Linked DNA regions of Homo sapiens: region 1 is linked to region 2. A link is a contact called in ENCODE Hi-C data. All regions are on one chromosome and are shown on one strand. The core of a region is the stretch at or near the end of the contact, and the rest is flanking DNA. Distances in the headings are between cores, read along the strand shown. Region 1 overlaps LINC01500 (long intergenic non-protein coding RNA 1500). Region 2 overlaps LINC01500 (long intergenic non-protein coding RNA 1500).

What was found. Hi-C counts contacts between places; a loop is a spot of excess contacts on that map.
Region 1: a map of head of caudate nucleus shows a loop between it and region 2 (8-fold over the local background). The contact joins two enhancer-like sites. A Hi-C loop is called at or near these places in 2 of 168 maps with a recorded cell type or tissue (endothelial cell of hepatic sinusoid and head of caudate nucleus).

What each region holds. Positions count from the first base shown.
Region 1 is chr14:58,894,160-58,901,269 of GRCh38, reverse strand. LINC01500 (long intergenic non-protein coding RNA 1500) reads right to left here. Exons shown (of 6, transcript NR_110547.1): 2 at 6,939-7,110. Among named protein-coding and RNA genes, the nearest start is that of LINC01500, 69 kb to the right of the region's middle. Within about 2 kb of position 1,794, at least 2 of the 41 ENCODE cell types and tissues checked have a DNase peak (open chromatin) inside an H3K27ac peak, as active enhancers do.
Region 2 is chr14:58,861,991-58,868,579 of GRCh38, reverse strand. The region is part of intron 1 of LINC01500 (long intergenic non-protein coding RNA 1500); the gene reads right to left. Among named protein-coding and RNA genes, the nearest start is that of LINC01500, 37 kb to the right of the region's middle. Within about 2 kb of position 2,964, at least 3 of the 41 ENCODE cell types and tissues checked have a DNase peak (open chromatin) inside an H3K27ac peak, as active enhancers do.

The sequences.
Region 1 (7,110 bases), core at 545-3,044, 34 kb before region 2:
CCTTCCTTCTGATGAAGGAGGTGGCCCTTCTGCCTAAGGATCACACGCTTTAGCCTCCTTTCATAGCCATGTTTGTCAATAGTTGTTTACCCTTACTGTTTCCTTTTCCTCACTTCCTTCCCACTCCTCAGCCTGCCCTTCATGGCTCTGTCCCACCACTGCACCAATAGAGAAGTAGCTGAGGTCAACAAAGACCTCTAGAGTGCTCATTTTAGTGAATATTTTTCAGTCTTTATTTTAATTGGTGTCAGAGCTAAAGATATAGTTTAAGAGTGAAAAATGGGAATGAAGATTATTCAGGAAGACTTCTGAATATCAAATCAAAAAGAGAAAAATGAAGAAAGAGGAAGGGAGAGAACACTGAGAAAAGAACCTCAGAGACTGTTAATACTTAAAGAATGATGAGAGACAGGAGACTTAGAGGCCATGGTTATCACATAAGAGAACCAGCATAGAACAATATTATGGAAGCCAAAGGGAAGGCAAGAATTCTGAGGGACAGCAAATCCATGTGGTACATAGAGTTCACATAAGATTGAGACTTAAAGTGTCCCTTGGATTTAGGAATTGGGAGGCCAATGGTGACCTAAGCACCACAGAATCGTGGGGCAAAACCTGATTAAAGAGGGTTGGGAATGGAGACACAATTTTAAGAAACTTGCCTCTGAAAGAAAAGGAGAGATCTCAGACAGCAACTAGAAAGAGCTGTTCTTTCAAAATGCAGAGGATTCAGGTGTAGTAAGAATTCAGGCTTAGGGTCAAACAAACTTCAATTTGAACCTCAGTTCTACCACTTAAAAAGCCATGTGAACTTGGGAAAGGTAGCTATTCCTTCTGTGTCTGTTTCCAATTCAGTTAAATAGAGATAGTAATACTTGCCTTGCTGGGTTGTTGTGAGGGTGAAATTAGATGAGAGCTAGGTATGTGGCATGGAGCAATGTTCTATAAATGATAGCCATTATTACTAAAGGATGAACACGAGAAATTATGTTTCTAGGCTAGCAGGAAGAAGCTAATGGGGAGGATTGAAAATAATGGATATATTAGAAAAAAAAGATAATGAAAAGTCCTGTGACCAGAATAAATGAGATTAATTAGCTAGGTGGAGAGGTTCACCTTGACCAGGAAGGGAGAAAGAGGGAGTGAAAAGTGGTGATATAAATGATTGCCTCTGGAGGGAGAGGAGTTGTGAAATTAATGGAGTCCATGACTGATAACCTCTTTTTACCAGAGAAGTATAAGCAAAGATTATCTGCTATTATTAAACATGATGGGACAAGATAATGGCATGAGTAGTAAAGAGTATTTGCTGAAAGGAACAGGAGAAAATGCAGATCAAAGACAATATAAATAGATGAGTATCGCTGAGGGCCTCAGTGAAACTGGAAACCCTAGATAAGCAGTGGCCCCCACCTGTATGTCTATGTGTTCTGCTCCAGCATCTGTCATTGACCTGGGTTGATTGTCCATCTCCCATCACCAAAATGTAAGCTGAGAGTAGAAATTTTGTCCATCTTTTCACCACTACATCTGATGATTGGTGCAGAGTAGATAATAAATAGCTGTTAAAGGAACAAAATTCATGGGTATACAAATGCAAAAAGAAAATCATAAAGATTGCATAAGTTGTGGATGCATAGAATGGAACAATAATTTGGGTGGAAAAGAACTACGGGAGCATATGAGAAAATTATGAGAATGACACAAGTGAATCAGACTGCAATGGGAATGAAGAGAAGCCACAGGAAAATTGCTCAACTGAGATAGAGTTGTGATATGTCACAGCTGTGATACCTCACAAGGCCAGAGGATTTCATGAGTCGAAAGGGGGGGAAAAGATTCAGTGGAAGAGTTTCAATTGACTCTTAAAATTTCAAAGGTGAAACTATTACTGAAGATAGAATATGTCCAATGGATCGAAAAATTAGAAACAAACAGAGACAAAAGTCAATGAAGCTGAAGGTCCAGGAACTGTGAAAGTAGAGTAAAGCTTTAATTATTTTTTGTAGTAGTTTTAGGACCATAAAACAGACTGAAAAGAAACCAAACTGGATCTCTCTCTTTCCAGAGTTATCTGTGTACGTTCCATCTCCCTGCCGAGTAGGGATTGTGCTATACTCACACATGGGACATTGTTAAAGTTAATAAAAGATAAGGTAGAATTTCTTAGTTCCTTCCACTTATACCCACCATTAAGCCAGTGCTGTCAATCAAAAGCAGCACTGTGAAAATCTGTCCAATTCGTGCTCCCAGTGAGGAAGCCAAATGTTAAAGCCAGTGGAAGGTTAGCAATTAATTTAGCAGTAGGGATGATGTCAATGACAGACTGCCTCAAATATCAGTTAAATAATTCTTCCTCTAAATGACTGTTAAGAAATACAAAGATTTCAAAATTTAAAGTTTTACTAAAATCTGATAAAATGCATGTGGGGTGAATTTCCTGAATCATCCAAATACCCAGCCGATTGGTCAGCATTACTCATCCTTTCTGTGGCTCAGTTATCTCACATGCAAAGTAGAGGTAATAAGAGTACTGTATTAGTCTGTTCTCATGCTGCCAATAAAGACATACCCAAGACTGGGCAATTTATAAAGGAAAGAGGTTTAACTGGCTCACAGTTCCACATGGCTGGGGTGGCCTCACAATTATGGTGGAAGGCTAATGAGGAGCAAGGTCACGTCTTACATGGTGGCAGGCAAAAGAGCTTGTGCAGGGTAACTTCCATATATAAAACCATCGGATCTCATGAGACTTATTTACTACCATGAGAACAGAATGGGGGAAATGGCCCCAATGATTCAATTATCTCCACCTGGTCGTGCCCTTGACACATGGGGATTATTACGATTCAAGGTGAGATTTGGGTGGGGGCACAGCCAAACCACATCAAGTACCCTCCCTCTATGGTGTTTGGATGATTAAATGAGGTGATATTTGTAAAGACTTTAGCACAGCACAGGGCCTGGCACATAGGAAAGATTCAAGAAATGAGACCCACGGTTGTGTTTTTCCATGAGAATGAAACAAAGCCCAGGCCTTCTAATCTACCTTCCTATACTCAGTCATTCACAGGAATTGCTATGCACTGCATATTGGTGCTCCCTAAAATTCATGTGTTGAAACCTAATTTCCAATGTGATGGTATTTGGAGGTGGGGCCTGTGGGAAGTGATTAGGTCAGGAGGGCAGAGCCCTCATGAATGGAATTAGTACCCTCATGAAAAAGACTCCAGAGAGCTCTCTTGCCCTTCTGCCATGTGAGAAGACAGTGAAAATATAGCCATCTGTGAACTGGGAAGCAGGCCTTCACCAGGAACTGACACCAAATTTACTGGTGCCTTGATTTTGGACTTGCTAGCCTCAAGAACTGTGAGAAATTTCTGTTGTTTATAAGCCACCCAGGCTATGGTATTCTGTTATAGCAGCCTGAATGGACTAAGACAGAGATAGTAACTCAAAAGTTACTCTGGGCTTCCAGTTCAAGATCAAAGACAGAACATGTGTACTAACTTCCTCTCCCAAAATCACACTGAATTATTGTAAAGTATAAGAAATTCATATATAAAAAGTCCCAAGTATGGCAAGCATGTTAGTTTGCTATGACGAAGTACTATACCACAGGCTGGGTGGCTTAAATAACAGAAATTTATTTGCTTATAATTCTAAAGCCTAGAAGTTCAAGATCAAGGTATCAGTAGGGTTGTTTCCTTCTGAGGCCTCTCTCCTTGGTTTATAGATAACTATCTTCTCCCCTGTGTCTTTGCTTTAAACAGTCTTTGCTTTAAACACGTCTATGTCCTAATCTCACCCTCTTATAGGACACTGGTTATATGAGCTTAGGGTACACCCTAATGACCTCATTTAGCCTTAATTACCTCTTTAAAGATCTTCTCTTTAAACACAGCCACATTCTGAGGTACTGGGGGCTAGGGCTTCAACATATGAATTTAAGGGGACACAATTCAGCCCATAAAAGGAAGTATGGGCATGAAGTAAGAAAAGATCTAGATAAATTTTTGGAAAACAAAAGACAATTGGAAACCAAATGATGGATAATCCAGAGATAGGCACAAATCAGCAAGGGTGAAGAAAAGGCTGAAGTGGATGTGAGTGCCATCTTCAGAGAGGATTTCTGAAGGGCTCCCAGTTCTAAGTCAGCTATGAAGAGTACCTAGGGAAGGAGACCCAAGACAGGGGTAATTGTCTAAAGACCTGAGTAAATAAGGGATAACTGGTGTTGGCTAAGCCCCAGCCCTGCTCATGCAGAGTTGTTGCCATTTGAAGTCAGAATACAGAGCTCTAAGTAAATTGGGCTGTCAACATGGATGGAGCTCAGGCATCTATTATGGGGATGGTATTCCAGAGTAGGACCCTGCTCACCTGGGCCCTGGGAGCCCCAACCTGCCTGATCTTCCTTAATCGTGCAGTCTAACGTGAAGGCTGTCATTGAATACGTATTGCATCCAAAACACAAAGCTTATAATTGGTCTTCACATTCAGGAGGCGATCTATTAGTGAAAAAGATCTATATGAAGATGAAAGACATGCACATCAGCTCCCTATACTAACCAACCTAATCCTTCACTTAAAAATATGACTAAACAAGAAAGGATTATCAGAAATGTGAGGAAAATTAAGAGTACAAGAGAAAAATAAAAGAGGAGCCAACAGAAAAATTAACTCTAAGGGATTCAGAAATAATTCAGGGGAATGGGGAAGGAACAAAGTTGAAATGAAAGAACGATGGAAATCAAGAAAAAGAATTTTAAAGGAAGAAAGAAGGAAACCCATCAGGGCAGTCAACTGTGTTCTAATAGGAGTTCCTGAAGAGAAGGACAATAAAAATGGAGGGGGGAATTATCTGAGAAACAATAAAAGAAAGATTTTCCAAAAGACCAGTCTTCAGGCTAAAAGGTTATATAGTACTGAACAGAATGAAAGAAAAAGGACATAAAAAACTTTAAAACATGAAGATTGAAGAGAAGATCTCCCAAATTTTGACAAATAAAACCCAACTTACTTACAAAAAAGAGAGAATCAGGTTGACATGCTATTTCTTATCAGCAACCACGGATTTTAGAAAAAGAAGAACGAAGGCTTCCAAAGTTCAGGAGAATTATTTTGAATCTAGAGTTCTGTATGCAGAAAAATTCTAATTGACTATAAAAGTAAAATACAGACTTTCAGACATAATATTCAAGATTCCTTCCCATTGATCTTTCTTTAAAAAGCAGATAATCTTTAAAAGGTGAGAATGTACTTGTGCAAAACAAAATAAAAAAATGGAAAAAGTAGGTAGAGACTGTTTGAGGGCAGACAACACTATAAGAACACTAATTTTCTCATGTAATCTCCTTTAAAGTGTTGGCTACATATAATAAATCAAGATATGTATGTTTAACTATATCATCTGAAATTATTAAAGTTACCAATAGAATATCTGAAAATAAAAAGACAAGTAAAAACAAAATTGAGGGTGGGGTAGGATTTCTCTTAGTGAACTAAATTCCTCAATCCAAAATAGGCAGATAATAAAGGTAAATGTCTGCTTGTGACATTGGTCAGCTAGCTGCCAAAAGATAAAGACACACAAACAAAAGAAGTTCTCCTTGAACTTGGAAGGGTCAATGGGGAGTAGGTAGTGGGCAGCAGGAAGGCTTTTTATACCTTCAGCCTTATATGAATTTTTATTGCTATGGAAGTGTATTATTTTTATAATGATTAAAAACTCTTTCTAAAGATTTCTAAGTCATGCTCTCAAACCACAGTTAAGTTCATCTTCCATTGGGTTTGGGGGTGATTCTTGATTCTTTAGCTAGCTACTTGCTCTCCACCTGGAAGAGATGTCATCAACAGCAAAAGCCTGGACACTTGTGTTTTCAGCAGTTTATATAATATAATCTTTTTCCAGCTAAAGGACATTTCATAGAATATTTTGTGGCTCCACTGTCCACTCTATCTCCACTCCTTTTTTATTCACACTTTTCTTTCCTCTTTTCTGGTCCCAATGCCATGAATTCACAGTTTCTATGCAATCCAATTATGAAATTTTTTTTCGTGAAAAAAAATCACTAGCACCATTAGCCTGCAAAATACATCAAATTTATATCTTTCTAATAATAAAGTTAACAACTGTGCTAGTATTACTTTTAAAAATGCTTTATTTCACATGTATATATACATAAACCTATGATATAACACAGCTATAGTTCCCATCGTAAGGACATGTGAGAATCGAAAAGCAAACTGGAATAACACTTCTATTCAGGACTTTAAATTAAATCTCTACTTCACCACTGTCAAGTCATTTTCCCTTGGTAAAAGTTCAGGACAAAGATTGAGCTTTCCCAGGTCTCTTTGTTCATGTTTGTACCAGTTCCTCTTGGTTATCTTGTCCCAGGATCCTACCAATAAGGGTTGTTTTTCTGCTTTCCTCTTGTAACAGTCAGTAAACTTCAGATCTGGGTCTCTCCTTTTCTAACATCCTTAACAATGAACAACTGGGCTTTAGATGTTACTGTTAACACTGCTTGCTTAAGCCTCATCTCATTGAGAAATATAAGCATACTCTAAGGTGTTAGCAGTTTTTACTTATTGTGTTAGTTTTCTATTGCTGGTACAATAAATTACTACAAACCTCATAGCTTAGCAAGGCACATTTATTATCTTACAGTTTTGTAGGTCAGAAATTGGACACAGGTCTCACTAGACTAAAACCAGTGTCATCAGGGTTGCATTCCTTTCTGTCAGATCTAGAGAAGAATCCATTTCCTTGTCTTTTCCAACTTCTAGAAGCTGCCTTCATTCCTTGGCTTATGACTCCATTCCTCTGTCTTCAAAGTCAGTGACAGTAGAGTCCACACTGCCACCTCTCTGATTCTCTGTAGCTGAGAAATATTCATTGCTTTTAAGGACTTACGTCATTAGATTGCGCCTACCTGTATAATCCAGGATAATCTTCCCTTCTCAAAGTTCTTAACCTTAATCACATCAGCAAAGTCCCTTTTGTCATGTTAGGTAACATATGCAAAGGTTCTGAAGATTCTGGTGTCAACATCTTTGAGGGCCATTATTCTGCCTGAAACACTTATCCATCAACATCCTTTGATT
Region 2 (6,589 bases), core at 1,715-4,214:
CTGTACTTAGGTTGGTAATGAGAGGAAGGGAAGAAGAGACAGAAGATGCTGGGAAGTATCAGCAGAGATCAAGGCATGAAACCTTTCATATCTCATGCTTATGAGTTTAAACTTTATCCTGTAAAGCCTTCCCTTCTCTCAACCTGGAGCCTTGGAAGAAAATATGTCAAAAGGTTCTTCCAGCCTTAGAAGCACAGTTTACTTAACAACAGGCATGACAATATACACTCTTATTTTTCTATTAAAATAAACTCAGATACTGTGGTGTGGATTGCAACGTTTGTATAATAAACTCAGATACTGTGGCACGGTTGCAACATTTGGATAACTTTGTAAGGGATTTCAATGAAATCTAGAACTTACAGTGGTATGCTTAGAGCTACACCTCCAGACCCCCAAGAGCAGACATTTATTCTCTCCAGAGGGGTTTGCCAGAGGAGAAAAACAGAAAAGATGACTTGACTGAGAAGACCAGAAGAGACATCTGTGTCATGTCTCATTCAAAGACAGCTTTGCACAAGTATCAGGGAATCATGGAAGAATTTGAAGGAGAGAACTGTCATAAGTAGATTGAGAATAATCACTCTGGTTTTGATGTAATTCTAAAATAATAATAATAATAAAAGAGATGTTCGGGTGTGATGGCTCACGCCTGTAATCCCAGCACTTTGGGAGGTCAAGGTGAAAGGAACACTTGAGCCCAGGAGTTTGAGATTAGCCTGGTCAACACGGCGAGACCCCATCTTTACAACAAACTAAAAGAATTAGCCAGGCATGGTGAGGCATACCTGTAGTCCCAGCTACTCAGGAGGATGAGATGAGAGGATTGCTTGAGCCTGGGAAGTCAAAGCTGCAGTGAGCCATGGTCGCACCACTGCACTCCATCCTGGTTGACAGAGTGAGACCCTGTCTCAAAATAATAATAATAATAATTATTATTATTATTATTATTAATAAATAAATAAAAGGGATAAAACCAGAAGCAGAAAGGCCCAAGGGGAGGCTAATTCCAAAACCTGAACCCAAGATAGTTCAGCTCACCCTTTTGTTATTCCTAAACATCCTACACTTCTCTTACATAATTTTTTCTTTTGAGACAGGGCTTTACTCTTGTTTCCCAGGCTGTGGGGTGCATGGTACAATCACAGCTCACTGCAACCTCAAACTCCTGGACCTAAGTTATCCTTGTGCCTTAACCTCCTGAATAACTGGGACTACAGGCTCATGCCACTGCACTCAGCTAATTTTATTTTTTGTAGAGACAGGAGTCTAGCTATGTTGACCAGGCTGATCTCGAACTCCTGGCCTCAAGCAATTATCCCACCTCAGACTCTCAAAGTGCTGAGATTACAGATGTGAGCCATGGGCCCAGGTCTTTCATAATTTGGCACTCTTTGCCAAACTAAACCTTAAGAAAGAATAAACTATACATGTTAACATATACGTGGCATACATTTGCTATCCAACAAATGGTTGTTAAATCAATATACAAACAAATGGAAGAATGAACTTGATACAAACTATTTTACTGGGTCTAGCATTTTTTCTCTGGAATAGGCCAAAATATATACTTAGATAGATATTAATAGATATAGATGTATAAATATCTTCTTTGATGATTTGAAATTTCTTTTTATCCCTGAAATTTAAATTCATGAAATAATATTTGTTGAGTTGATCCCAATTTTATTAATCCTATTTATTGGTTCTACATTCATCATTCTTTTTACAGAGGAGGGGCTGAAAAACTCAGAGCTCAAGTACCTTGCCAGGGTCATATAATCAGGAAAGGAAAAACAACCTTAACCTGGGCCTAGCTAACCCAAGGCTGTTCCCTTACCCATTGTGCTATACATTAGACTAAATAGGCTAACTAGAGTAAGCTCTGTGGATATCATGACATTTGATCTGGTTCCTAAAGGGAAGGTCAGTGTCCACATATTTGAGATAGGCGGGTAGGACATTCCAACTCCAGAAGGAAAATATGAGCAATATTCAGCATCCAAAGAATCCCTGGTATCTTGGGAGAAGAGCAAGTAAACCAATGGGGCCTAGATATAAAGAACTTGGAGAGCAAAGAAAAAGTTAAAAGTGGGAAGTACGATTAGAAAACTGGGTTAGGGCTAGATACCGTCTGGCCAACCAAGTCCAAGAGGGAAGTGAACCACAGCAGGTTTCCCAGCAGGGAGAAGGCATGGCCTGAGCTGAATGACGTGCAGATTTCTTGAGGTCTGAGCTTTTAAAGGTGAACTCAAGAAAGCTAACTCCTTTGTGTATCAGTTTCTATGCTGTTAGATGAGCAGCTTATATAACTCAGATCCACTCCTCAGCTCTTCAGGAAAGTAGCCTAGTTAATTTTCACAAGCTGACTGAAGATAAATCATGATCCAGAACAATAGTAGTCATTCTTATGGTGTGTTTTCCTTTCCCAACCTCAAATTCATCAGAGGATTTAAAAAATAAAGCTGGTTTTCTCTACTGGGTTTCTTTGCTTCTGGGTTTTGGAACCGAGTGTTTACACAAGGCCAAGTGTTCTGCTAGTTCATGAAATTATACACTGGATGGATACATCATTTGTCTTTTCTTAGAAGACCAGAAAATGAAGCATCTGGCCTTCTTGGTTTCTTGCCACCATTAGAATCATCTTCATTCAGGAGTCACAGTTTGCTGTGGATCTTAGTGGAAAGGTTTGAAACTTGCTTCTGGTTCTCCAGGTCTTACAGGGTGGAGTGAAATTTGATGTGGGCGGGGGGAAATATTCAGCTCCTTACATTTTGCTCTTCTCTTTTTCCCTTGAAGTTAGACATTCATCAGGCTTGCCTGGTAGGAGGTTGCAAGCCAAAAATAGCATGCAGTTGGGTGAGGTCTGGAACACAGAACCTCAGTGTAGGCAAACAACACCACCCACACCCCAGCCCTGAGGATTCTGACATCACATTCCCACAGCCGAGTATGTAAGACATCGTTATGTCCTAAGCATCCATTGCAAGCTACGGAAGCAATATGGAAAACACCCCCGTATATTGTAAAACATGTTAATTGAAACCAGACTTTGGCTCCTCCTTTTTAAATCCAGGTGAAAGTTCATTATCCTTAGGGGGAAAAAATGAATATGAGCAATGTATTTTTCTTGGACTTGGAAAATATTGCTCAGAATCCACTACATCTTATCTGTTAGAACTGCCCCCTCCCCACTCCCACATCCACCTATTTTCCTTGCATCTTTCACATGTTCCCCATCCCTCACCACACTGACTTCCCTACCCTCTTCCCACTCCCAGCCAGATGACTTACAGAAATAAACGAGAACTGTTATTTCCTCAGTGGGCTGGGCTTTCGATAATGTTAAGCTGTTTAGGTTGAAGCTGTGGCCTGACTTTGTCAAAAGCCATATGGTGCTGAGACAAAACTGGGGAGTAGGAGAGCACCGCCAAGATCTGCAAGATCTGTGACGAACCAAAGCTGTGAGTTTCATGAGGAAAGAGGAGATTAAGGGCGTTCTGGCTTTTTTGGCAAAAGCCCCAGTTGAACACAGGAATGCCCAGAGGCAAAAGCAACTCAACCTACAACAAATTAATAAAACAATCTGTTGATCCTGGCTTTGCTGTCAACACAGTAGACTAAAGACGCTTCTCAACTTCCAGGAAATAAGCACTCACAAGCCTCCCACCTTTACACTGAGGCATATGCCCAGTCTCCCAGGACCAAATAAGAGGAATTGTTTTCTGTGTGTCTCTTACTCAGTGATGTATTAAACTGGTTACATGAAGCATTTATAACAACATGCTCTTTCTTTTGTGAAAAAATTCCACACGTCCCTCCTAAGAGAGATGCAAGTGTTTCAGTGACTTAGTCATTATAGAATTCCATCAGGAACAAAAAAAGCTACATAACTTTTACTAGAAATAAATGGGAAAGAAAAATATTTGTTGTTATTTCCCCTTAAAATTTTACCATGAATAAAAAAGTAAAACATAATCTTCCACACGATAACATCCACAAAATGTATTCACCCTCCTTGATCCAACTATTATATATTATAGTCTTACAGAATCCAAATATGTTTATTCTAATAGAATTTTTATTCAAATATTTTTGACATGGAGTTAGCTTTGTGTTATAATTTCAAAATACTTTTCTTTTTAAAAAAATATACTTCCGAGATTCTGAAAGAGAAAACAAGGAAAGCCAGTTGCATGTACTAAAAAATAAGGTGACTGCAACCATCTCAAGGCAAAGCGAATAGGACTCGAATATAGTTTTAAATGGTCCTAAATAGGCCACTTCACTGGAAAGAGTTAGAAATGGGTATCTGCATAGAGTAAGTTTATTATACAGGTTGTAACATATATAAGTCAGGAAGTATGAACTGGCCTCCCGTTTTGTTTAGAGTAGGGAGTTGAAAATAATTTACAATAGATAAGCTAATGAGACTGGATGCTGTGGTTAATATGAGCTAACTTAGAGGGGGAGAGAGAAAGCTGTAGTACAAATACGCTCCAAACAAAAGATGTCAACACTCAGGGTAGGAAAGTAGGAACTTCAAAGCTAATAGTAGAAAGAAAATAACTGTGAAAGTTGAGATGGACTAAATATTGCTTTTTCTCCTGATTTCCGCAGAAACCGAGACAGTACCCACTGCCAGCAGCAGATGGGAAGTCTAAACAGGAGAGACTGAATAAAGCTGACAACTGAGGCAGGATAAAGAAGAGAAGGAACAAAGAAGGAGGGGGCAGGAAAAGAAGCCAAGCAGAACATGCTAGCCTGTCGATTTTGTCTTCCATTAAGGCTTCAGCAGAAGATAAGAAAAGCTAAGCCACGTCAGTGAAGGGAGGACAGCAGGAAGGCTTTCAGGGGAAGATTTGTGGTGTGGATTCACTCGGCATTGATGAGAGCAGCTCCCCAGACAGATACCGAGGTAAGAACTCTGGTTATTAATGAAATCAGGATGAACTCACAGGGTATCATTTGTAATCATTTAAATTCCAGAAAATAGAAGAGCTTCAATTCATCAACAGAAGTAGATTTTTTTAAGCCTATTTCAGAGAAAAAGACTAGATATACAAATATTTTTTGGCAATTCTGTTTAACAGGCCAAGACTAAATGTTTTATTCTCAAAAATGACAACAATGAAAACAAGCAATTTGTGTTAAAATTAGAGGGACATAATGATGTTCTAACTGTTACAGGGAAAGCAACAGCACATTTGAAATATGTACATAGAAAGTACACATGAGAAAGAGAATTGTAGCAAGGCGGGGGGGTTAAATTCCCACAATGTTGTTTTCAATTAAAGATAGGGAAGGTAAGATTAGATAGCCAAAAAGACATGATAGAAGAATAAGTGGAAGATGGATGGATGGATGGATGGATGGATGGATGGATGAATATAGATAAGGAGGTCAATTGATTGACACATAAATCCAAAAGACTAAGCTATGTGCACAAAAAAATCATTTAGGTACTTTAAAAGAACAAGGCACCCATATTTCATCCTTTTCAAACAAATTGTATACAATCTCTTTAATGACAAAATTAAAACATATTTATTCAAACGGTCCAATTCACATCAAAACAAGAAGAGGCCTACACAGCTGGGCCAGTTAACATGAATGAATAACTTAGCCAGTAACATCTGCCAAATGAATGTAGAGAGAACTCCAGAGGCTTTAAAAGGAGAAACCAGAGAAGAGGCTTCCGGAAGAAAATGAGAAAAATAAAGGTGATTAATTTAGGATTCAGGAGTGAGAGTGAAGAGGTTAGAAAATGAAATAGGTAGAATAAAAAGACACTAAAAATGTAAGAAAAAAACTAACACAAATTATAAACCTCAAGAAACAGAAAGGAGATACATGAATACATATTATAGCAGTAAGGATTTTTTGTTTGAAGACTCCACCAACCTATGAGCCAGAGAAGGTGCTGGCTGCCAGCCTTACTGTGCAGCCTTGCATGTGCTGATGATGGAGTTGATCCACCCAGCTCCAAGGTCTGGATTTCAGCTTTGCTTGCTCAAAAGCTGAATTTTGCCAAAGCTGAGACTGGATCCAGAGCTCAGGCTCACAAATAGTAGGTAAACCAGGATGTCAATGTATACATGCAGAAGTGCACTTTTCTCCTCAGGCAGTCTTCAGAGGAAAGCAAAGAATAATTGGAAGATCATTTGGAGAAGATGGCATTGGCACAAGAGAAGTCCTGTAGCATAGAGAGTAAAAGCTTAGACAATGAAGCACATGAGTTTGTCACTTGCTAGCTATGTGGCCTTGGACAAGTTATTTAATTTCTCTGTGTCTCAATTTTCTCATTTATAAAATGGGGCATTTCAGTTGTCTATTTCTACATAACCAAGCACCCCCAAATTTAGTTGCTGTATTAGTCTGTTCTCATGCTGCTAATAAAGACATATTCGAGACTGAGTAATTTATAAATAAAAAGAGGTTTAATGGGCTCACAGTTCCACATGGGTGGGGAGGCTTCACAATCATGGTGGAAGGCAAAGGAGGAGCAAAGTCATGTCTTACATGGTGGCACGCAAGACAGCGTGTGTAGGGGAACTGCCCTTTATAAAACCATCAGATCTCCTGAGAC